Linked DNA regions of Homo sapiens: all the other regions are linked to region 2. The links are chromatin contacts, found by Hi-C or POLR2A ChIA-PET in ENCODE. All regions are on one chromosome and are shown on one strand. Each heading gives the region's core, a stretch centred on a gene start or an enhancer-like site at or near the end of the contact. The rest is flanking DNA. Distances are from core to core; before and after follow the strand shown. Region 1 overlaps WDFY4 (WDFY family member 4). Region 2 holds the start of TMEM273 (transmembrane protein 273). Region 3 overlaps WDFY4 (WDFY family member 4). Region 4 holds the start of ERCC6 (ERCC excision repair 6, chromatin remodeling factor).

Region 1 (6,361 bases), core at 2,712-5,211, 440 kb after region 2:
CAAAAGAAACTGTGTGGAACAGAGTACAGAGAGACAAAGAGATGAAAAATGTAAAAGAAAGATTAAGGGAGGATAGAATGAAAAAGTAAAACATACATCTAATTGTGTTAGTTCCAAAAAGGCATAATAGGAAAAGGGATGGAGAAGAGGTCATAATTTAAAAATCCATATTTTATAAAAGACATCAGTTGGGATTCAGGAATCCCAATGAATATGAAGCAAAATAAATGTTTAAAATAATGTACATTGAGATATATGACAGTAAAGCAATAGAACAAGAATGGTGAAGATCTTAAAAGCGACCAGAGAAAAATGACAAATTACCTTCAAAGGAAGAGAAATAAAAACGATTTTAAAAGGCAACAATGGAAGGCAATAGCTGGGGAGACCTTCCATTTACTGTGAGAAAATAACTGTCAACCAATAAATGTTTACCCAGCAAAACTATATTTCTGCAATTAGGGAGAAAATAAAGACAGTTTTCAGACAAATAAAATCCAAGAGAGTTTACCACAAATAGACCCACACTACAGGAAAGTTTAACAGATGTACTAGAGTAGATAAAAAATAATCCCAGATGGAAGGATAGAGATGCAAAAAAGAATGGTGAGCACAGACATTGAAAGCATGTAGGTAAATCCAAAGAATATTTTATAAAACAACAACAATAACTGTCATATCTGATGGATTTACTAACAGGAGATAAGTTTAAAATATTAGCTAATAGTAATGTATGAGTTAGAAAAGGGCAAAAATATTTGAGTTTTAAGGTCTTGGTGTCTTAATTGGAAGGATAAAGATACTGTTTAACTAAAAACATGAGTATGCCTGTTAATTCACTCTAGGGCAACTACTATAAAATTAATCATAGAGAGTTTAAATTTCATACTAGTAGGTAGGAAACACAATTTTTTAAAATCAATTCAAAAATAAGACCAAAAATGTTTTTTTTTAAAGTGGAACAAATGTAAAAAGCTAAGTAGAAATCATTCCAAATATATTAATAATTATGAAAGCGTAAACAAATGACTTTCTCCAGTTAAATGAGAAATAATACCACACTAGATTGAAAAACAAAGTAAAACCAACAAAAGTGGTTCCTTATTGTTTACAAGAAAAACACCTAAAAATGTAAGGACAGTACACAGAAAGGTTAAAACCAAAGGATGAAGAAAAATCCCAGGCACGAACTAACCAAAAGAAACCTGATATAGTCCTATTATTATTAAGGCAAAATGTACAACTAGGGATAAAAAGTTCACCATATAATGATAAAAATTTAGACTCCATAAGAATATAAAAATTCTAAATATGTATGATTCTTACAACCTCAAATATATGTAAGGGAAAATTCATCAGAAATTGACACATCCACTTTATCATGAGAGATTTTGAATGCATCGTTCTCAATAACTGATACACCATTTCCCAGGCCGCTGCCGCAGGTAGCGGAGGGGCAGGTCCCAGTGCTGGAGACCGAGGCTACCTCCTGGGCCACCTGGCGGCCGTTGTGGTGAAGCAGGTACTGCTGGGCCGGAAGGTGGTGGTGCGCTGCGAGAGTGTCAACGTTTCTGACAATTTCTACAGAAATAAGCTGAAGTACCCGGCCTTCTTCCGCAGGCGGATGAGCACCAACCCTGATGAGGCCCCTGTTATTTCCTGGCCCCCAGCAGCGTCTTCCAGCCGACAGTGCAGGGCCCGCGGTCCGCAAGGCCCAGCGAGGCCAGGCTGCCTTGGACGCCGAGGTGTTCGATGGAATCCCACCGCCCTACAGCAGGAAAACTAGATGGGTGTTTCTGCTGCCCGCAAGGCTGTGCATCTGAAGCCCACAAGAGAGTTTGCCTACGTGGGGCGCCTGGCTCAAGAGGCTGGCTGGAAGTACCAGGCAGTGACAGCCACCCTGGAGGAGAAGAGGAAGGAGAAGGCCGAGACCCACTACCAGAAGAAGAAATAGCTCATAAGGCTGCAGAAACAGGCCAAAAAGAACGTGGAGAAGAAAACTGACAAATACACAGAGGCCCTCAAGACCCATGAGCCCAATAAGGCCTGTTTATTCCAAAAATAAAAAACAAAAAGCTGATATTTCAAGCCGACTTTAAAAATTAATGATAAAGGATATTTGAATGAAACAATTGACAAATTCGATCCAAGGGACATAAATAGAACATCGAACCTAACACTCTGAGAACATGCATTATTTCCAAGCACATGTGGAATATTTATGAGAAGGGACTACATTGAGGGCCATGAAGTCAACCTCAACCAATTTCAAAGGATAAGAACCCAGACGATCCACCTTCTCTCACCTTGATAGAGTGAGAAGTAAATAGCAAAGATGACTAGAAACACTGTAACAATGGAAATTCAAAATTCAAACACATAAGAGTCAACTATAATTTATAAGGGAAATTAGAAAAATATTTCATACTAAATGATACTGAAAATAAAACTTACAAATTACAGAGAAATTTACATGTAAAAAGAAGATGGAAACAGACATCCAAGTTAAGAAAAAGAACACCAGAATAAGCCCAAAGGTAGAAGGAAATGATAACCAAAAACAGTAGGAGAAACAGGAAAAGTCAAAGTTGGTTCATAGGGCACACTGAAAAGTAAACAATTGTGAATAGTGCTGAAGCAGAAAAAGCAAGGAAGACACAGGTAAACAGGTTAGAAATGAGTCACAGAACTCACAAGTTCTGCTCAGAAGAGCGTGAGGGAGCCATCGTGAGCAGTCGGATGCCCACAAATGGAAACTTCGATGAAATGGGAAAATCAGCTTGCAAAATAACAAACCAAGAATAATTCAAGAACAAACAGAAGTGCATTCTCATGAGAATAAATTTTCTCACAAGAAAACATCGGGTTCACAAGCATTTAGAGGCAAGTTCTGTCACATTAGCTAGGGAACGGAAATAAACAATCTACATAAACTCTTCAGTAGCATAGAAGAGAAGCACTGTCCAACTCATGCTATGATGCTAGCATAAATCTGACAAGAAAAATAGCCAGGAAAGGAGTATGAAAGGCCAACCTCCTGAATATCAGTGCAAAAATCCTTTTTAAACATTAGTACATCAAATTCAGCAATACACAGATTATGAATGAGTTGGTTTGCGCAGGAATGCAAGATTAGGAAACCAATTAATTTGCCAGATTAACCCCCAAAAATCATAATTATCTCAATGTGTGGAGATTTAACATGCATCCTTCTCTCTACCATCCCCAACACTGAAGTCTGGCAAACGGGGCACTCTGGATAAAAATGCAGTGTCTTTCAGAAGGATAACTTACTGCAGTATTAATGGGTGTTCTGTCATTTATGCTTTAGAGGAATGGAAAAAGACACCAACTGTTACTGTTGTGTTCTTTCATTTTCCCTCCCACCCCAAGTGGGTTGGGGTAGGGATGGTTCTTTGTGCTCTCTTGCTTTAGTGGAATTCTTTGTTACAGACATGAGAGGAAAAAGTTGTTTACTAAAGTCTGAACTCATTGAGGTGTTTGGCCTGCGGAAGTAAGGAGAGCAATTGTCTTTGTTAGGGGGTGTAGAAGCAGCAAGAAAGAACAGAAAGAGTTCCATAATTGGGGTGGACACTGTGGTTTGTGTCCTGCAGATCAAAGGATCTCACCCCACCCCTGGCAGCATCCTGGGGAGGAGATAAAACCTGAGAAGACCGAGGCTGCCTGGCACACCCAGGGATGCCAGGCCCAGGCACCAGGGCTCCCTAGGACAGTAAAGATCCCAAAGGAGAAGGTGAGTGTAGCAGCAGGGTCCTGCCCTCCCTGGTTCTTATGTGACTCGACAGCATCCTCCAACCCAGTACTGACTCAGATTGAATTTTCCATCAGCTCCCAAGGTAGAAGAGTGTGGAGTCAGAGCTAACTTGATTTGAGGAAGTTGAGGTCACATGACATTTCTGCACACCCATTCTGTAGCTGAGCCTTCCTACTGAGTACACATGCGCAAGACGTTAGAGTGAGAATGGGAGACAGAGATGCACTGATGACACACTGGCAGAAGAAGCTACCTCTCCTCCAGGTCTGGCCACTGCTTGAAGTTGCGTTGGGGGTCACTGCCAGTTTCTCCCTTCTGAACATCCACAACCGGCCCCTGCTTGGTCCTCAGGGACTCCTTCAGGTCCCCACGCAAGTGGAGGGTGCCGCTGGCCATGCTGTCCAGAAAGCCAAGGATCTGGAGGCAGCTCTGTATCCGGGGTGGGAGTGAGCCGCTGGAGGAAAAGGCAGTGCCCAGCAAATCTGCAAATGGCCTGGCCTTTGTGTCCACCCAAGAGCGCAGCAGGTTGCCCTCTTCCTCCAGGGCTCCAAAACAGCCCAGCAGGCAGAGGTCCTCGGCCAGCTTCTCAAAGAGCCCATTCCTCCTGAAGAAGTAGCCATTGACAGGGTCCCAGTGCAGCGCTGCGGACACAGCACAGAGAGTGTACAAAACCAGCTCCAGGGTCTGTCTGGGGGATACTGCTCCCCATGCCTGCAGCGGGGGCTCCTGGAGGGAGCCTTCCAGGTCAGAGAGCAGAGACAGCAGCCCGTTGAACCCGCTGGAGACTCTGAAGGCAGCACGACCCTTGGGGGTCACCAGGATCCGGAGCAGAGACTGAAACACCAAGCAAATCAAAATGAGTGCACTCCAGGAGGTAGATTAACCCTGAGCCCACACACATTCCTGCCAGAGCGTCCCACTAGCTCTTCCCTCAACGACTTCAGGCCAACAAGTTACAGGAAGGATCACTCTGAAACATTGGGATCTCCATATTGTTCCTCTTACGGTTTAGGTTTTCCATGTGTGCCTACTACACTAATCTATACGGTTGATTTAACTGTCCTGTTTTTTGACATGAATGCATATCCTTCCAGAAAGCTTCTGTCCTGTAGCTCATACTCATCCCAGGTCGAGTGCTCACACATCCCCCTCTCATTCCCTGATCAAAACTCTCGTCATACTCTACTGCAGCTACTTGAAAACCGTCTCAGCTCTCCACCAGACTGAAGCTCCACGAGATGGAAACCATATCTGGCTTCCTTACTACTGTGGAACACAGCACACACTTAATGACAATTTGCTAAATGAGTGGGATGAACCATCTCTTATACTGTACAGGAGACACACAGTGAAATCCTCATAGAAGCAGCTTGTTATTCCTTATCTCCCTCTCTGTGCAAGCACGGCTTCATCGGTTATATTAGATGAGGGGAAACAGTAAAATGAATCAACTTAAAATGTGGTGTGAAAAGAGTGTGTCAGAAAGAGAAGAGAAACCTGCAATGGAATGAAATGCATAGGTATAACACATAGCATAGGCCAAGTGTGCAGAAAGCAATTAGGCCACTGATAGGATACATCGTGGAATCCACCACCCTCCAGATCACTGAGAGCTGTACTGGCCAGCCAAGCTTTTATTTCCTTCTAAAATCAAACCTTTCTTGAGCACTTACTTACTTGGGCCCAGTGCATGGTATATACTCTAGGTAATCAGTACATGCTATTGGAAGGAAGGAGGGAGGAAGAGAGAGAGGGAGGGGGGGCTACATTTAAGCAGTTCTCATACTGTGCTTCATCGAAATGTGAAAAACACAGGGACGATTTTAAATAAGTATTAAAAGTCTGTAATTTTTAGTACTTATTTATTGATCAGATAAATTGCATTGGACTCCATCTAAAACTCAGGCATTTGATGTGTGTTTCCTAGAGAGTGGACAACCTTGTGGGTTCCTTAGTAGACTGCGGAGAGAGGTGTGAATTGTTTTATCTTTTCAGGTATTTAATGCTCTAGTGTGACAGGGAAGGGGATTGTCTGAGAAGGCACAGTGTGGAGTCAGTTTCAGGAGGCCTGAGACAAGGTTCACAGAGAAAAAATAAAATAGACACTCCCTATCTGGGGGAGGGGTGATGCTGTGACTTAAATGCATGGCCTAAGCAACAGTCTGTAGTATGATACGTGGAAGTTAGTGAAAAAGAGAAAACTGGTAGCTCAGAAAAACATGTGGGAAGGGTCTAGATATTTAAATTCTTTTTAGTTAATAGAAACTTAGTAAAGTTACAGGTCACTGTCAAACATGAAGTCATGCACTTTGGGAGCTCCATTTTTTTTTTTTTTTTTTTTTTTTTTTTGAGACGGAGTCTTGCTCTGTCACCCAGGCTGGAGTGTAGTGGCGAGATCTTGGCTCAATGTAACCTCTGCCTCCCCAGTTCAAGTGATTCTCCTGCCTCAGCTTCCTGAGTATCCAGCTCCATCTCTTAAATGCTGGCACCCTAACCTAACAGTGGTGTTTATTTGAAACAATAGAATGTGTGTTCCAACCACTGGGATTTTATTCTCTAATGTTATATTCCACTACAGGAAACCTG
Region 2 (5,680 bases), core at 1,790-4,289:
TGTAATTTTCACTGTAATTTTTTCTTTGATCTATGAGTTACTTAGAAATGTTTTAAAATTTCCAAACCAATGGAAATTTCTATCATGTATTTTTGTTACTGTCGTTTAATTCAATTACCTTGTGGTAAGAAAATATGGTCTATATGTCACCTTTTCTTTGAAATTTTTGAGACTTGTATTATGGCCCAGTGTGAGACCGTTTTGGGGTATAAATGTTGCATGCATGCTGAATTGAATGGCTATTTTCTAATTGTTGGGTGCACAGTTCTATGTAAGGCCAATAAACAAATCTGCGTGCTGAATCCTCCCTATCTTTAAATTTGTAAAAATCTGATGCGTAATGATGGTGTTTGGCAGTTTTTTGTGACTTGCACTAAAGGCGTTCACATGAGACATGAATTCTACGAGCTCCCTGGCTGGTCCTGAGGGTGCAGTGCTAAGGACAGAAGAGTCCCAGGCTTGGTGGCCTTGGAAGAGGCCCCACATCCGAGTGAGGGGCAGGATGTCAGAGCTGCCGGAGTGGGGCTCATTCTTTTCTGCTTGTCAGTGCAGTGACCTTCCTCACCTAGATGACCTGGAAAATATTCCTGCCAGGTGGGCTGGAGGCTAGGCCGGCTGAGCATGAGATAAGAAAGTGAAACGACTTCTTTTTTTTTTTTTTTTTTGAGACAGAGTTTCACTCTTGTCGCCCAGGCTGGAGTGCAGTGGCGCAATCTCGGCTCACTGCAACCTCTGCCTCCCGGGTTCAGGCGATTCTCCTGCCTCAGCCTCCCAAATAGATGGGGTGAATTGAATTCTTCATTCAACAAACACCGCTAGGAGCCTGCACTGTGTCAGGTGCTAGGCCAGGTGCCCTGGGCCCTGCCCTCACAAGCTCCTGGGCCAGTGTGAGCCAGTGCCAGGAGCAGCCTCACGGTCAGAACTGGGCGTTCATTACAGGGGTACAGGGTGGGGCATCCGCTCTTCTGGGTGCATTGTGCCACGCCAACAAGACACACACCATCTTGCCAAGGTGCCGTGGCTGGGTGCCAGGGCATCTCGTGAGATTCTAGTTTACGGGGCGTTTTGAGCCTCTGCCTGTCTAAGCAGGGAGCAGACTGCATTTTCCAGACTCGGAGGCTACGGCAGAGTGAAAGCAGAAGTAGCTGCAGATGCTTCCCCTCCTGGGAGTATGTAGGACAGGTCGAGCTCCCAAGGATGTTTGGAGAGGTGTTTGGGAGCAGAAGTTCATGCTGGTGTTTAGGTTGACTCATCCCATGCGAAAGTATTTTGAAATCAGTTGCCGACATTTGAAACTTATTGATTTCATATAAAAACAGAACTGCCTGGTGTGGCTGGAAGCCCTGGGCCTGGCCTGAATGTAGCTCCACCGTCCCCAGCCACTGTCTACAGATTGTCAGGTCTGCACTGGCATTTTCTTTCAATACACTTAGAGGAAAGTGAAATATTTTTCTTACACATGTTCCCATGAACTGGGGCAAAATTAAGAAAACTCCACATATTCCAGGAGAAATAAGAGAGTATGTTTCTTGGTGCAGGTAGAAACTGATCTTAATTTCATCAAATGAATAAAGTGTGGACAGATGGAACTTGAAGGCACCCAGATGAAGCCAATTGCTTCTCTCATGACCAGCCTTCTCCTCTCATGTCCATTATTTATGTGAAACTCAGAAGGAGCCACAGCAGCCATGCAGAAGAACCCAGGGGGCATCTGTGGCACCAGGGCAATCGGACTGCCTCTGGCTGGACCTTGGCAGGGGATGGTACCTGTACACAGAGGGCACATGCAGCCTGAGGGGCATAGGCTGCCAGCCAAAGGCCTGGGTTTCGAGTCCAGCTCTCACATTTACTGCTGCGTGGACTTGGACAGGTTGCATGCTAAGATGGCATTGGGCTCAGTAGCAAGTGCTCACGGTGTTGGCTGCTACCGTTAGGGATTTGACTGAGGGAGCCCAAGAATGAAAAGAGCTCGATTTCTGCCAGCTCAGTTGGGTGGGGGACTCAAGACTTGTCATTAAGTTGATTTATATTTTAAAAAGTGACATTTCCTGCACATTTGGGTTTTTGGCTGAACATCTAAGCATTGTGACAACGTGCAGGTATAAAGGAGTACAGGAGCATAAGGCCTTCAGCCTGCTGGCTGAGCCTGTGTGACTACCAAAGTTCCTCCAGGCTAAGGACCTGGACATGGGGCCTGTAAACTTGGATGGGAAAAAAATTACATCTCTGTTCTCTAACCTCTAAGGAACACTTAGCATCTTCTTCTAATAGTAGTGTGGCAAACGAACCACAGAAACATTACCACCCAGTAACTTTATTTCTGGTAGGAATCACAGGTCTTTCCATCCACATTCCAGCTGTTACAGGTATCTCTCAATATCGATTCCATTTATCACCATGTCGAGATGGTGGTAGCTGTTTCATCTGCTGCCAGATCTTGCTATTTACTGTGTGGATAAATAAGCATGTATATTTCTACTTCACAAGTTTAACAAAATATTTTGATAACTGTGTGTTAATACTACTGATTTCTACTATGATCCTTATCTATTTTAGTTTGGGGATTTAAAAATCTTATTCTGAGAAGAGAGTGATAGGCATTCCTAGACTCAGAGGCTCCCATGGCACAAAAACAGTGACCGAGCTGGACTATTGGCTGGAGGGGCATTTCCTATTTCTGCTCCAAGGCAGAGGCTACTGCAAGGGCTGGACTGCAGGGCAGACCGGCTTTGCCCACATTCCTCTCTGAGACTTACTAGCATGGGTCATTAGGCAAGAAACCGCACCTTACCGAGCTTTGTTCCCACACTCTGTGGGGAAGATTATAGGAGAGAACACTGGGTATAATACCCCAGCATGTACAATGGGTCTAATCACAGCCAGCTTCTGGTGGAGTCCAGAATGACAGGGGCTTCCTTCAGCCCTGTCTTCAGAGAGGCTGAGAGGAACTGAACAGCCTCCTGGCTGTGACAGTGGTTTCCTTCCCCATCAGTCACGTGGGTCTTGTCCTGTCCCCAGAGCCTTGGGTCACATGGCTCATTGTGCCTGCGCTGCCAGCAGCCAGGAGCCAGGAGCCAAGAGCAGAGCGCCAGCATGAACTTGGGGGTCAGCATGCTGAGGATCCTCTTCCTCCTGGGTAAGTGGGGACTGCGGGGGTCTCTGGCCCGGGGGAGCCTCAGTGGGCAGGAAACTGGGGGAGCCTTAGCCCACTGGGGCTTGATCCCTAAAACATAACTCTGTCCCTTTACACAGATGATGTTTCTCACTTTGATCTGGTAGTGAGCAATGATCTTGTTTGTCTCATTCCAGCTGCAACTTACAAATGCTTCTGGGCTAAAGGAGAATAGGAAGGGTCATGGCAGAAGGAGCTTCGGGCTTGGGATCTAGAAACATCTGGGTGTAAACTGTGGCTCCATTGCTGATAAACTAGAATAAGCTTCTGAAACTCCCTAACTTTCTGAACCAATGAGATGGGAGATAATCATGTTTACTTTTTGGGATTTCAAGAGAGTTAAGTTAAATTTAATTAAGTCAAATCAAAATACTGACATAGAATGAGAACATGTAGGCATGTAGATACTGGTATACATTTAATGTTGAATCAGAATTCTCATGCAGTGAAGCAGACTCTTTGCTACTCAGAGGTATCTTTGTTTTTAAAAATTATCTTTAATGCATTCCTTGAAAGAAGGAAGAAAGGAGAGAGGCAAAGACTAAAACAAAGTAGGGCCAAATGGAGGAGAGAAATATAAAGTCAGAGAAGTAGACAGAGAGGAAGAAACTCAAAGAGAGAGAGAGAGAGACAGACAGAGACATAGAGAGATGGTTAGAAATATGCATAGATGGAGACAGAGATGGAGAGAGACACATGCCTTTACGAAGTCCCCTCTGATATCAACTGTTGTTTCCTAAAAAGGCAGCATACGTCCCTCATATATACAAAGACGTTCCTTCCCAGAACTTGCACTGGGCCGAGACTCAATGGGAAGCAGTCTGTCTCCAGATTAAATCTTGTGTCTCCAGACCAATAGGTTGTATCCTGAATGCGGGCAAAGTTAGTGCTGTGGGCAGGTTTCCATCTAAAGTCTGCACTAAGCAGGGGAGAGCAAAGACTTTGGCCTTGGGAGTCAGCATGTCAGACAGACAGCCAGCCACATCATCCATCAGTTTACACATGGAAACGGGCCGTTGGCAGTGACTGTGAAGGGATGTCAGGCACCAGCAAGCAGCGATTAAGGGTGTGCACGGTGGTTAGATGCAGTGTGCCTGCCCAGAGACGTGGTGGAAGGTAAGAGAAGTTGTAACCCTTATTTCTGCTTTTGACTTACCTAGATAAACAAACTAGTCTGTCCTGGTACAAAAAAAGGAAGTTAAATTTAAGAAATCCAATGAAAAATGTGCAAATTATATAAACAGGCAATTCATTGAAGAATCACAGACAATAAAACTTTAAAATGTCCAGTCTCACAAATAATAAAAGATCTAACACCTCCTCGCATTTTTTAGTGTGTCGATGTGCTGGGTGCTCTGCTGAAGATGTTACATGAGCTCATTTGGTTCCCACAGCAACTCTGTGCAATAGGTGCCACAATTACCTGCATGTTATAGATAAGGTTTTAATCACTGGGCCAAGGCATCACAGCTCGTTTCTGCTTTCATATACTATTGATAGAGGTACACAGTGGTTAGGAGTGGGTATCCAGTACGAGACTCCTTAAATGTTCATCCCTGTTCTGTTGTTTACCAGCCTGGAAAACTTGGACAAAGAATTAATCCTCTCTGTGCCCAGTTTTCTCATCTGTAAGTTGGGGACACCTCACAGGACTATTGGGAAAATGAAATCTGTTACCACATTTAAAGCACTTAGCATGGGATGTGATAAGTGGTGAGCACTCACTATTGGATATGAGGGGACTCATTTATTCACTCTCTCCAGAGGGCAATTTGGCAAAATCTGGGTGTCAATGTAAGCGAAATGTAAGATGTTCATAACCCTTCACCCAGAAATTCCACCTCCAGGAATATAACCTGATGAAATAATATGGTAAAACCCTCCCAAAATATTTCACAGGGTATTATTCAACACTGCCGAAACCACGGTGGGAACCAGAAACAAGAGACTATCAGTAGGAATTTGACTAAGTTAATTATGCTTTAGTATTTCCAACAATATCCAATATATTTAGTTGAAAGACATGCCTTTCTATGAGCTGACACGGATGAAACAGAAGTGATGAAGTGATAGTTACAGGTTAGAGTTCCGTAGTAATATTTTGCATGTGTTTAGTCTCCTTCTTCTTCCTCTTTTTCTTCTTCTTCCTCTTCTTCTTCTTCTTCTTCTTCTTCTTCTTCTTCTTCTTCCTCTTCTTCTTCTTCCTCTTCTTCTTCTTCTTTTTCTTCTTCTTCTTCTTCCTCCTCCTCCTCCTCTTCCTCCTCCTCCTTCTTCTTCTTGAGATGGAATTTTGCTCTTGTTGCCCAGGCTGGAGTGCAATGGCGCGATCTCGGCTCACCGCAACCTCCACCTCCTGGGTTCAAGCAATTCACCTGCCTCAGCCTCCCGAGTAGCTGGGATTACAGGCACATGCCCCCGCACCTGGCTAATTTTGTATTTTTAGTAGAGATGCGGCTTCTCCATGTTGGCCAAGCTGGTCTTGAACTCCTGACCTCAGGTGTTCCGCCC
Region 3 (6,029 bases), core at 2,108-4,607, 390 kb after region 2:
CCGTCCATGCAGATCTGCCTCTCATTCACCGACGAAGGCTTGAGGGTGTACACAACAAACAGCCCAATCCTTTATACACAGGGAGAGAAGGACAGGCTCGCAGGCGGGCTCAACTGAGTCCGCTGAGTACATGCCAGTGTTTTCACATAGACCCACCCACGTGCAGCTGCAAGTGAGAGTTTAAGGGAAATCATCATGGCATGCTGTGTATTTCCAGAGACTTCTAAAATCAGTCAGGATTCACCAGAGACGCTAACTCTGGCTCTACCTGATCAATTAGATAGTGACAGGAAAGAGAAGGGGAAACACACTGGTGGCTGGGACTGCTCTTCAGGAGTCTGCAGGAGCCAGGCATGTGGGTCATTGGCTGGCAAGGATGGCAGTGCTTATGGAAATTCCTGAATATTTGGCCACAGTGGGGGAGCCTGAGCAGTGGGAACAGTAAACACACAGCCCTGCTGGGGAAACCGGCCTGTCCCATCCTGACTTCAGCAAACCATCCTTTCCCCAACTCTCAGCCCTGGGCAAAAATTCCTAGAAGGTTCCAAGTGATTCAGGGTTGAGCACAATGGGGAGAGAGCTGGGGTCTGTCCTCCCTTTTTAAACAGCCCTGGGGCCCTGCTCTTCCCCCTGGGCAGCTTGGTGTGGTACCTGAGCAAGTCCTGGGTGCTGAAGTGGCCCCTCAGCTGACAGGCCAGGATGCCAATGATGGTGGAGATCTTGGAGGGGATGAGGCTCGGCTCATTGAATAGGAAGATGAGCTTGGGTATAAGCTGTGCCTGGTGGGCAGCTTCAGCATTCCTGGGTCCTTCCCTGGTGAGTACAGGAGAGAGACAGTAAAAGCTTTTACTGGAATGAACCAAATTTGCTGTGTTTCTGCTAAAAAGGTTTTTCAAGCCAGGCTTGTTCCATGGCCCCTTAACTCCAATGCTCTCTTGGCAATTTGTCAAGATGCCGTCAGACACCCATTGAATATGTGTCTGCTAAGTGCCAGAGTCGCTCGGGTGTGCACTGCCTGTCCCCTCCGCCCCCCGGAAACCACCTTCAAAGACAAACCCCAATTATTGACTTTTAAATTCTGAGCCCCAGGGAAAACTAGTGCTGGCCTCAGAAACTCAAACAAAGACAGCAGACACTCATGTGACTGGGGAGTACTTCCCACCAGCCAGGAGTGCAGGGCCCTTCACTAGCTTGTCTGGTTGTGTGATCTTCCTGCCCGCCCCAAACCACAAAGTGGAGAGACACGCCACTGAAAGTCAAAGGAGAAAAAGACAGAATCCACCTATCCATACCCCCTCCCTCAGATACTCACAAATCCAATTTCCAGTAAATTCTACTCCCCCAAAGAAAACAGCTCCCAGGATAAATATCTGTTTCTTAGAAAACAACTGGTACAGGTACAGGAACAAAGTGGAAAGTGGAAGAGAAAAAATGGTGGAGAAAAATGTGGAGGAGGGTGACTTTGGGCAGATTCCTCACTTTGAACTGTCTTTTTTTTTTTTTTTTTTTTGTATTAACACATTAAATTCTGCTGAGCTCCATCTCCCTGATACACAAAAGAGGCAGGACCAGAGCCCAATTCTGTGTATGATTTATAATTACAGGCTCAGCAGAGAAGACAGATGCTCCTCTACCCAGAAGTCCCGGCTGCCCTTGGTTCTGTTTCCTCTGACAGCACTGAACAACATGTTTTTCTGTATTCTCTTTTTATCAGACTGTGGCTTATTCTTCTCTGAATTTTACCTCTAAGTACAGGGTGCGAAATGTAGTAAGTTTATAATAGATGTTCATTAAGTGGATGAGTGGAAAGCCATTTACAAATACATTCAAAATGCTGAAGGCACCAATGAGCTCTAGACCAGCCTGAGCCAGGAGGAGGCAGGTGGGGTGATATGTGGGCTTCCTTGCCTTCCTTCTCTCTTATTCTGAACACAGCCCCTGGCTCCCTTTGGGAACTACCACTTTCTAACTCCAGAGGGGAAGCCACTTTCCAGCCCAGTCATGGGACACAGTTGGCTCAATGAGACTCAGTCCAATAGCTAAGACTGTTAAATTTTTAAAAAGCTGTCTCTCTGCCTATGGTGCTAAGCTGAGGATGTGCTCTGAGGAGCTGCCCAGGAGCCACCTTCTGCCACAGAAGAAAGCCCGGGCAACCTGAAGACTGAGTGGAAGAGGCAGAGGCAAGAGTGGTGACAGAGCTCAGAGAAAATGATGTGAGCCTCCCCCAGCTACAGGATGAGATCAGCTCTTTTCAATTGTAAGAGCCAACGAAGTCCCTCTTTACTGGTCTTTTCTTCCTGTATTCTTTTTTCCCTCCTCCCTTCCTTCTTTCCTTCTCTTTTACATCCCTTAAGCTGGTTTGAGTTGTATTTCTACCACTTGAAGGGTAAAAGAGCCCTGACTAATTCCAAAAGTGCCTTGGAGAAGTCAGTTAGAGGGAGAGTGGACCTTTGCTGGTCACAATTGCTGAGCCCCCAGTATGTGCTAGTCCCTGGGGCTAGAGAGGCCTCTAAGCCCCCAGCATCTGCCCTCCTGAGGCCCGAGACCATGAGAGGAGACTGCCCCACAAGCATGAGCCACTGGGAAGGATGTGCTCCCATTTGGGGACCCAGTGTTCTGGGAGCAGGGAAGAGCCACTGGCCACCCTGCCCTGTCTCTGTTCTGGACATTCAGCCTTCAGTTCTAACCCCCAGGCTGCCAAGACCCAGCCTACCTTGGTGATTGAAGGATTTCCAAAAGATGGGAAAAGAGGCTGAGCTCCAGATTGTCTGCAGTATTCATCCAGAGCTGGAAGACAAAACAAAACACATGCTAAAATGAAGGTGTGGGAGAAGAATGATTTGCAGGAAGCATGAGAAGGTCAGTGCTGGACAGGTGATCCTCTGACGTGGAATCATCAACATGATGTACCAGCTCTGGAATCAGATCAGCTGTCCTGACACTCCAAGCAGAGAGGTGCCTCCCCTGTAGGAAGGCCTTCTCTCGCCATCTCTGCTGCTACTTGGCACTTCATTGTGGGCCTGGTTCCAACCAAGGACGCCTGCACTAACCATCTCCCCCATCTGCTCAGCCTTGGGCCCACAGCCCAAGTGTCCATATTGCAAACTCATCTCAACCTCCCTGGATCCTGCAAGACAAATGATGATGTTCCCACTTTACAGATGAGAAAATAGAGGCTGAGACAGACCAGCTGAGTGACAGTCTCCACTCACCACCAGCAAGTGGCAGGACAGGAAATAGAAGCCAGGTACAGATTTTCAGGTTTTACACTGTACTGACTACATACCCAATTTGCGCAGGCAACACATTCTTCAGCCCAAACCACAGTGTCATCTCATGCATGACAAAATTGTAAGTGAAACAAAGATATGAAATTCACTGAGATTCTGAAAGTGAAGTTGATCACTCAGGTTGTTTTCATTCATAGTAAACAAATGTAGCTGCTAGTGATCCTTCTGGGGCAGAATTGATGGATGCCATCATGTCTTATTTCTACTTCCCTTTAGAGAACTCTAATATTTTTCTTCTCTAAATACTGACAGTTCCTAAGGCCCAGACTATACAAGGTTCAGGTGTGGGATTATAAGCGTGCACTCATATAGCAGCAAAAAGAGCTTGCACTTAATAACTGATACATTTCCTGGTGGCAAGAGGTGCCATAAAAAGACCCAAAATATTATTATCCGCATTTATGTATTTATTTTCTTATTTTTGAGAGACCCAAGCTGGAGCGCAGTGGCCCAAATATGACTCACTGCAGCCTTGACTTCCTGGGCTCAAGCAATTCTCCCACCACAGCTTTGCAAGTAGTTAGAACTACAGGTTTGCACCACCATGCCTAGCTAATTGTTAAAATTTTTTTGTAGAGTGGGGTATTGTTTTACTGCCCAGGCTAGTCTCTAATTCTTGGGCTCAAGTGTTCCTCCTGCCTCCACCTCCAAAATTGCTAGGATTACAGGTGTGAGCCACCGTACCCGGCCTATTATCTGCATCTAGTAGCTAGAAAGAATGGGACTCAGGGAGACTAAGTAACTTTTCTGGCACCAGACTTTTTTTTTAATTGGCAGAGACTGTTTTCAAAGTCAATCCACCTGACTACGAAGCCCATTCCCTTGCCCCACACTGGGTACCCATGGGTATCACCTACAGATAGTGACCCATAGGGTCAATACTCAACCTTGCTTGAAGCTAAGCAGTTACCCATGACTTTGCTTACTCTTGCTGAAGAGGAAATGCAAAAGAACCCCAGTGAACACAAGTTTATCGGGAGGCCTGTGAAGGTAGAGACTGTCCCTCTTTAATCCCTGGAACCTAGCATCATACATGCCACTATCTTTCGTAAAGATGCATTACATTTTTTAAAAGAATGAGTGGATACAAAATAAAATAAAATGAGTGGATTGTTCTTCCGCCAGGAAAAGAGTGACAGATTTCCTGCTTTTTTAAGCACAGCCACTGCCCAAAGGCACACACAGAGGTGGGCCAGCTGCCATTTGGGACAGCTGGTATTGATGAAGGCAGCTCTAGTGAAAACATGGGTATCCAGCATGGCACCCCAACATACATGTCTGTAGGGCTCCAAGAGCCCTGCACACTTAGGATATTGATTCATGAAGGCAGTCATTCAACAAATGATATGCCAGGCCTGGGGCTAAGGGCTGAGAGAACTAAGAAAGTCAGATGTGAACCCACCAGTACAATAAGGTGCACCTTTTACACTTCCCACAAAAGTTCCAGCCTCTCACATTTCCTTTCCAGAACACAGCAACAATAATAAGTTGCCACACCCATTTGAGGCTGCCTAGCTCATCAGGAAATTACATAATGCCAAATGTCAGAATTTTGGGAAACATGAATAACTGAATCTTTTGATTGTTATTCTGTGTCACATAAGCCTGTACTAAGGACTATATTAAGATGTCTGGATTAGATTTGTTTGAGTATGGACTGTATAATGTGTCAGGTGTTGCTCTCTCCCCACCCCTGAGATGACTGTACTCTTAGAAATGAACTAGTCAGTTCCTTCTTTAAGAAACCAGAGGCTGGGTATGGTGGCTCATGCCTATAATCCCAGAACTTTGGGAGGCCGAGGTGGGTGGACCATCTGAGGTCAGGAGTTCAAGACCAGCCTGACCAATATGGTGAAATCCCTTCTCTACTAAATATAAAAAAATGAGCCTTATGTGGTGGCACGTGCCTGTAATCCCAGCTACTTGGGAGGCTGAGGCAGGAGAATTACTTGAACCTGGGAGTCAGAGGTTGCAGTGAGCTGAGATCGCACCACTGCCCTCCAGCCTGGGCAACAGAGTGAGACCTCATCTCAAAACAAAAAAAAAAAAAAAGAAAGAATGAAAGAAAGAAAGAAAGAAAGAAAGAAAGAAAGAAAGAAAGAAAGAAAGAAACCAAAACCTAAGACTTAGAAGCCCACAACTTCCTGTTCCTCCCTGATTCTCAACTTTCTGTCCAACCCTGCCTTACAACTTCCTATCCAACTCTGTCTTACAACTTCCTGTCCAACCTTGCCTCAACAGCTTCCTGTCCCTCCTTCCCTCACAACCTCCTGTCCCTCCTTCCCTCACAAATTTTTGTCCCTCCCTGCTTCAACAATCTCCTGTACCCACCCTCCCTCACAGCTTCCTGTCCATTCCCTTCTCAATGACTTCCTGTCTCTCCCTTCCTCACAACTTCCTCTTCCTGTCTGCTTCACACCAGTCATCACGGATCCCACCGTTTCTCCTGTGATCCACTCTCTTGTCTCCAAACCCTCTGAGGATGTGTCTCATTAGCAGTTTCTTCTCCCACTACTATTTTAACTGTCTGGTTTTTACTGCGTCTTCTCCTTCAACCTACAAACAGACTTAAGTCTCTTCCATCTTAAAACACGAAACCGGCTGGGCGCGGTGGCTCACGCTTGTAATCCCAGGGCTTTGGAAGGCCAAGGTGGGCGGATCATGAGATCAAGAGATCAAGACCATCCTGACCAACATGGTGAAACCCCGTCTCTACTACAAATACAAAAATTAGCTGGG
Region 4 (6,112 bases), core at 2,709-5,208, 350 kb before region 2:
GTATTTATTGTGTTTCCAATACATCTAATTATTTTTCATGAGTTTTCCCCATTTATAAGGATCAGAGAACCAAACCGGTTTTGTTGCACTGCCGTTACCCAGAAGTTTTGAAAAGTGAGAGTCAACTCAGACCTCTGTTCTGTAGGTCATTGGGAGAATTCCTTATATTGAACACGAAATGTGAAATAAAGGCGCAAGGATGAATATCGTCATAGTTAAACAAGTTAACATTAGTAAAGCACTCAAGACAATGAAACCACCTTTGCAAAAATTATATCAGTTAGAAAATTATGACAGTGAAAGAGGTCTGAGTTAACGCCCCCATTCCAACACCTATCTTGCCTTTCCCTTAATTATTTCTAAGCTACTGGGGCCAGCTAACTTTGAGAGACATTTAGGCTATAGTTTACATGATAACAGACCTTGCCTGAAACTCAACTGTTTTTGTAAAGCTAATGGGAAGCTATCAGGCTGTGGGGGAGGAGAGGAGCCTGAGTCCTGCTAAGGCGCAGATATGAACGATTGTCAGTCATTATTCTGGAGGTTATAAGATACTCAACTTTCCCAATTACTCCTGCAAATAACACCACTGATATGGTTTGGCTGTGTCCCCACCCAAATCTCATCCTGAATTGTAGTTTCCATAATCCCTACATGTTGTGGGAGGAAGCCGGTGGGAGATAACTGAATCGTGAGGGTGGTTACCTCCATGCTGTTCTGATAGTGAGTTCTCACGAGATCTGATGGTTTTATAAGGGGCTTTCCCCCTCCTTCACTCTGCACTTCTCCTTGCTGCCACCATGTGAAGTAGGACATGTTTGCTCCCCCTGTCACCATGATTGTAAGTTTCCAGAGGCCTCCCCAGCCATGCTTAACTGTGAGTCAATTAAACCTCTTTCCTTTATAAATTACCCAGTCTTGGGTATGTCTTTATTAGCAGCACGAGAGCAGACTAATACAACCACTATTTGTAGCTTTTTGAGATATCTTTCCAGGTTTTTTGCATGTCTGACACCCATGGCTCCACCTGGACCGCCAACCCCACTCCCACAGCCCCACCCAGAAGTGATTCAGACTGCAGGAGGACAGCTTTGACTCCCCCTATGATTTCATCTCAGCCTCAACCAATCAGCAGCAAGCACCTGTTACCTGGCCACTCCCACCCCTTCCTCCAAACTGCGTTTGAAAAACCCCCAGCCTATGAGCTTCGGACTTTGGATCAGATGACCTGAGCATGCACTCCATCTCCCACCTGGCATGGTCGGCCTCGTGTCTATTAAGCTCTTTTTCTACCACAATGCTATGGTCTTTCTTTATGCAGTGGGCAGGAAGAACCCCTTGGGTGGGGTGTTTAAAATAATGCCCAGCTTAGAGTAAGGGCTAGGAAATGGTAGGGAAAATGGATTAAAATCCAAATCAATAACTACTATAATAATGACATTAGAAATATTGGTTTGGGGGTACACAGGAGATGCAAGAGCCTATTGCTGTCAGAGGGTAGGGGAAAGCTTCAGAAAAGAGAAACTTTGTCTGAGTTTGGAATGGGTAAGAGAATTCTAAGCAGAGGGACCTGCTTGTAAGATCACAGAAGTGACAGAATAACAAGTAGGGGTATGTGGGAAAAGATTAATAATTGCCTCTCCCCCAAAGTTCCAGTTTATAGTTTGTCCATTTCTGTGGTATAAATACTCCTACTATGGCTGATTTCAAGCTATTAATGTGAAGTCAACAAAGGCAGAGTTGGTGCTATGGGCTAAACTGGGTGCCCCCCAAATTCATATGCTGAATCCCTAACCCTCAATGTGACTATTTGGAGACAGGGTCTTTAGGCAGCAAATCTGGTTAAATGAGATCATAAGGGTGAGTCCCTAATCCAATACGGCTGATGCCTTAGAAGAAAGGGAAGACAGAGCCCTCTCTCTACCCCATGTAAGGACACAGTGAGAAGGTAACCATTTGCAAGCCATGAGGAGAGCTTCCCCTAAATGAGCTAAATCTGCCTGCATTTGATCTTGGACTTCCCAGCCTCCAGAACTATGAGAAACAAATGCCTGTTGTTTAAGCTGCCCAGTCTATGGCATTTGTTATGGCAGCCTGAGCTAAGGCAGCTGGGAAGAGGTGAACAGTATGCTTGCTAGGCCGTAGAAGCCAATTGTAGCACACCCTTCCTGGGAGAAGAGTAAGTAGTTCCCTAAATCCTGAGCATAGGCATCCAGGGAGTGAAGGACACAAGTGATGCAGAAAAATTAGATGGGGCAGGAGTATAAAAGGGCTTGGACGACTTGCTAAATAACTTGGGACCTCATTTAACTAAATTCCCTCATTAAAGACCCTATCTTCAAATACAGTCACATTCTGAGGTCCCGGGGTGGGGGTGGGGAGTGGCGGTTAGGACTCCAGCATATGAATTTTGGGGAGGGGACACAATTCGGCCCTTAATAGCTCCAGTTGTGCCACCCTGAGTTGTTTTCCTGAACCCCGCCCACGTCTTTGTAAATAATAACTCTCAACTTCCCCTTTTGAGTGGACCATTTTTTCCTGTCCAAATTCTGATATAGGAAGGGTCTCCAAAATAGCTGCAAAGGGAACCTCAGTCTCAAAAGTTGGGATCCACTATATATCTGCTTTTACTTTCAAGCATTGAAACTAATGTCAATCAACTGCCTTTCTATTCTTAATATTTTATCCAAGAAATCGCTAGAATTCTTTCTCCTTTAAAAAAAAAAAAAAGCAAGTTACAAGCCGGGCGTGGTGGCTCACACCTGTAATCCCAGAACTCTAGGAGGCCGAGGCGGGTGGATCACCTGAGGTCAGGAGTTCGCGGACAGCTTGGCTAACATGACGAAACCCCGTCTCTACTAAAAACACAAAAATTAGCTGGGCATGGTGGCAGGCGCCTGTAATCCCAGCTACCCGGCAGGCTGAGGCAGGAGAATCGCTTGAACCTGGGAGGAGGAGGTTGCAGTGAGCCCACATCGTGCCATTGTACTCCATCCTGGGCGACAAGAGCAAAACTCCGTCTCAAAAACAAAAACAAAAACAAAACAAACAAAAAAACCCACTACCACCAACAAAAACAAGTTACATTGTGGGTTGGGGCCGCTGACAGGAGGAATAAGATGATGTTATGGAGCATTTCCTAGTCCCCTTTCCGACCCCATTTCCCTATTGTCCGACTTCAGGCTTCCAAGTGAGGACAGCACTTCCCAGGCAGTGACCCGCAGTCACTGCCCTCCCAGAGGACGTCCTGCCTCGCGGCCCTGGAAAGTCCACCTTCTCCTAGCACCGATCCTGAGCTGAGAAGCTCTGTCTGGTACAGCCATCCTGCATCGTGGGCTGCTTCTTTCCCCAGGCGAAGCTCAACTTCCTCCCATTGTTCTGAACCTCTGTGTGGACATCTTCTTTCTTCAAACGCACCACGGTAAAATTCTCGCCTGCCTCGAAACCCCGCCTACCTCTGAGATCTGAGGACGGATACTAAACGCTGGACTTAAGGCAATGTACACATGTAAGCAGGCTCTGTAGGCACTCACTCCGCCCAGGTGCGCGCGTGGCGGAGGGGGAACAGAGAAGCAGGACAGCTCTCCATCCTTCCCGTGTTCAGTCGTGGGAGACAACAAGAGAGGTCACAGCCTGGCGACCAAAAAGTGCGGCTAACTTCCCTGCCCAAGCTGACTTTCTCTGCAGGGTTCAAGGTTAATTGTGAGGATTTACATTCGCATGGCACACCCGCATCCCCCTCTACGTGGAAATATGTCTTAACTTTCATAACTGCCTTGCCAGCAGGGTATTTTTCGCTAGGGGCGAAGCGTCCTTCGCAAGCCACCCAGCTGACCGGCAGCGGAGACAGCTTTCTCGCCCTGCTCGCACGCAAGTAGAAAGGCGCTGCTGAGCCCGTCCCTCCAAACCACGTGGTCTTGCCCGTGCTTAAAAACAAACGCTGAGCCAGGCGCATGCGCCACGGGCCTCCCCGCACCAGCAGAAGTCGGAGTCGCTGTTGGGGGCGGTGTCTATGGTTGAGCTGAGGGCGCAGGCGCCACGGCCCGTCGAGCTGGGTTCCAAGGCGGCTGGCGGCGGTAGCGTCTCTGTTTCCTTGTGGGCGCTCGCGCGGCCCTGGGTGAGTGTTCGGGGGTCCCGGCCGAATGTCGGGCAGGGGGTGTCGGGGCCCAGCTCAGGCTTCTCGGGCGGGCCGCGGCCCCGCGCCTTGGCCTCGCCGTGGTGATTGAGCCTGTCAGCGAGGACGCACTGTAGCGGGTCTTAGGGCCAAGTGCCCGCTTCCGGCGGCCTCACCTGAGACCGGAAGTAGCGCCAAGGAGCGCTCACCTGAGGCGGCTTGAGTCCCTGGCCGGCCAGCGACCCAGCTACTTCTCCGACTTTGTATAAGGCCCCCTGCGCGCAGGGTCAGCTGGGTCCTTTTTGATCTCGATTAAAATGCTGGAGCTGTTATTTTAAAGAGAGTCGGGCTAGATGTACGTCCGACGTTTTGGGCGTTGATAGAGTCAAATTGATAAGAGTGTGGGCGGATGAGGCAGGCCGCCTGTAAATGCTGCTGTTACGTGACTTCCACGCAGCGTCTTAACTGCTGTCATCCTGTGACAGGCAGCCCTCGCTTTTCTCCTCAACTTTTCCCATCATCTTCTTGTTGCTTTGTCTCCTCCAATCCATTATCCGCACAGTTGTCCAGGTGGTCTCTGGCATAAAGTAGGTCATGCCATCATCAGCCTACTTAACAGTTTTCAGAGTCATTCCATTGCACTGGGAGTGGAATCCATGCTCGTGTTTTCCCAGGCCTTGTGTGATTTGGCCCTTGCCTGTCCCCTCTCAGAACTGTGCCTGTGTCCGACCAACCCTCCAAATGAGACCCAGCTTGCCCCTGGCTGCGGGAGCCCCAGTGATGGGGGAGGACGGTGAAGATACTAGTGTCCCAGATGATTAAGCCTTAGAAGATACTCTGCAAGACTTAGGCCATGAACGGAGCCCTTCTCTGCTCTTCTTAACTCAAAGTTAAAAATAAAGTCAAAAATTCGGTGTTCCAGCCTTCTTGCATTTTCACAAGTGCATCAGCTCTTTCTAGTCTTAAAAGTTACGCACGTTGTTGGGAGGCCGAGGTGGGTGGATCACCCGAGGTCAGGAGTTCGAGACCAGCCTTACCAACGTGGTGAAACCCTGTCTTTACTAAATACGAAAAATTAGCCGGGCATGATGGCATATGCCTGTAATCCCAGCTAATCGGGAGGCCAAGGCAGGAGAATCGCTTGAACCCGGAAGGCGGAGGTTGCAGTGAGCCTGGCGGAGCCTGGCGGAGGTTGCACTCCAGCCTGGGCAACCGGAGCGAAATTCCGTCTCAAAAAAAAAAAAAATTTCACACGTTGTTTCCTTGCAAGACGTTCACTTTACTTTCGACCTGACTGACTTATCAGATGTCACTTTATCAGAGAGGCCTCCTTGACCCCACATCTACCTCCACAATTTCAATTTGGTTTCTCTCATTTTGTCAGAAAGCCTTGTACTTTCCTCTTAACAGCAGTCACCACAATTATATTTGTGTGTGTGTGTGTGTGTGTGTGTGTATGTGTATATATATATATATAGTTTTTAAATGTCTGTTTTTCCCATGAGACTCTAAGCTCTTTGGGGACAGGAATTAGTTAACCTAGTACATTGCCTGGTGTAATTAACTCTCAGTAACTATTTGTTAAATGTATGATTTCTTTCTTTCTTTTTTTTTTTTTTTTTGAGACGGAGTCTTGCCCTGTCGCCCAGGCTGGAGTGCAGTGGTGCGATCTCGCTCACTGCGGCCTCCGCCTCCTGGGTTCAAGCGATTCTCCTGCCCCAGCCTCTCGAGTAGCTGGGATTACAGGCGCGCGCCTCCATGCCCAGCTAATTTTTGCATTTTTAGTAGAGACGGGGTTTCACTATGTTGGTCAGGCTGGTCTCGAACTTCTGACCTCGTGATCCTCCCGCCTCGGCCTCCCAAAGTGCTGGGATTACAGGCATGAGCCACCGCTCCCGGCAAATGTATGATTTATTTCACTTCTGAAATTCTTTAACCTGATAAGAGCCTTCTGGTTTCCAACTCTCACTTCCAGAAGACTTGGTTTTCTGGCCATTG

Evidence for each region. Hi-C counts contacts between places; a loop is a spot of excess contacts on that map. ChIA-PET counts read pairs that join two places held with the same protein, here RNA polymerase II (POLR2A). Pooled maps may share reads with other maps.
Region 1: a pooled map shows a loop between it and region 2 (2.4-fold over the local background). The contact joins the enhancer-like site here to the promoter of TMEM273 in region 2. A Hi-C loop is called at or near these places in 1 of 168 maps with a recorded cell type or tissue (lower leg skin), 4 of 37 single-sample maps with no recorded cell type and 3 of 50 pooled maps.
Region 3: a loop to region 2 is called in a map of naive thymus-derived CD4-positive, alpha-beta T cell, with 2.6 times the contacts of the local background. The contact joins the enhancer-like site here to the promoter of TMEM273 in region 2. A Hi-C loop is called at or near these places in 1 of 168 maps with a recorded cell type or tissue (naive thymus-derived CD4-positive, alpha-beta T cell), 18 of 37 single-sample maps with no recorded cell type and 11 of 50 pooled maps.
Region 4: a loop to region 2 is called in a map of endothelial cell of umbilical vein, with 2.5 times the contacts of the local background. The contact joins the promoter of ERCC6 here to the promoter of TMEM273 in region 2. A Hi-C loop is called at or near these places in 2 of 168 maps with a recorded cell type or tissue (dorsolateral prefrontal cortex and endothelial cell of umbilical vein), 21 of 37 single-sample maps with no recorded cell type and 14 of 50 pooled maps. POLR2A ChIA-PET finds 5 or more read pairs at or near these places in 1 of 52 experiments (CD4-positive, alpha-beta memory T cell).

The regions. Positions count from the first base shown.
Region 1 is chr10:48,741,216-48,747,576 of GRCh38, reverse strand. WDFY4 (WDFY family member 4) reads right to left here. Exons shown (of 62, transcript NM_001394531.1): 12 at 4,029-4,609. It also overlaps the pseudogene RPL13AP19. Among named protein-coding and RNA genes, the nearest start is that of WDFY4, 60 kb to the right of the region's middle. RefSeq lists enhancers at 1,759-2,303, 2,771-2,930. Within about 2 kb of position 3,961, at least 2 of the 41 ENCODE cell types and tissues checked have a DNase peak (open chromatin) inside an H3K27ac peak, as active enhancers do.
Region 2 is chr10:49,185,750-49,191,429 of GRCh38, reverse strand. TMEM273 (transmembrane protein 273) reads left to right here and starts at 3,039. Exons shown (of 7, transcript NM_001288740.3): 1 at 3,039-3,136. The coding sequence starts at 3,094. RefSeq lists enhancers at 371-590, 1,051-1,210.
Region 3 is chr10:48,800,044-48,806,072 of GRCh38, reverse strand. It overlaps WDFY4 (WDFY family member 4), which reads right to left. Exons shown (of 62, transcript NM_001394531.1): 25 at 2,714-2,787; 26 at 652-813; 27 at 1-69. Among named protein-coding and RNA genes, the nearest start is that of WDFY4, 120 kb to the right of the region's middle. RefSeq lists enhancers at 3,129-3,188, 3,219-3,268. Within about 2 kb of position 3,357, at least 3 of the 41 ENCODE cell types and tissues checked have a DNase peak (open chromatin) inside an H3K27ac peak, as active enhancers do.
Region 4 is chr10:49,536,967-49,543,078 of GRCh38, reverse strand. It overlaps ERCC6 (ERCC excision repair 6, chromatin remodeling factor), which reads left to right and starts at 3,958. Exons shown (of 21, transcript NM_000124.4): 1 at 3,958-4,117. RefSeq lists enhancers at 3,276-3,515, 3,546-3,605 and silencers at 4,026-4,315, 5,261-5,449.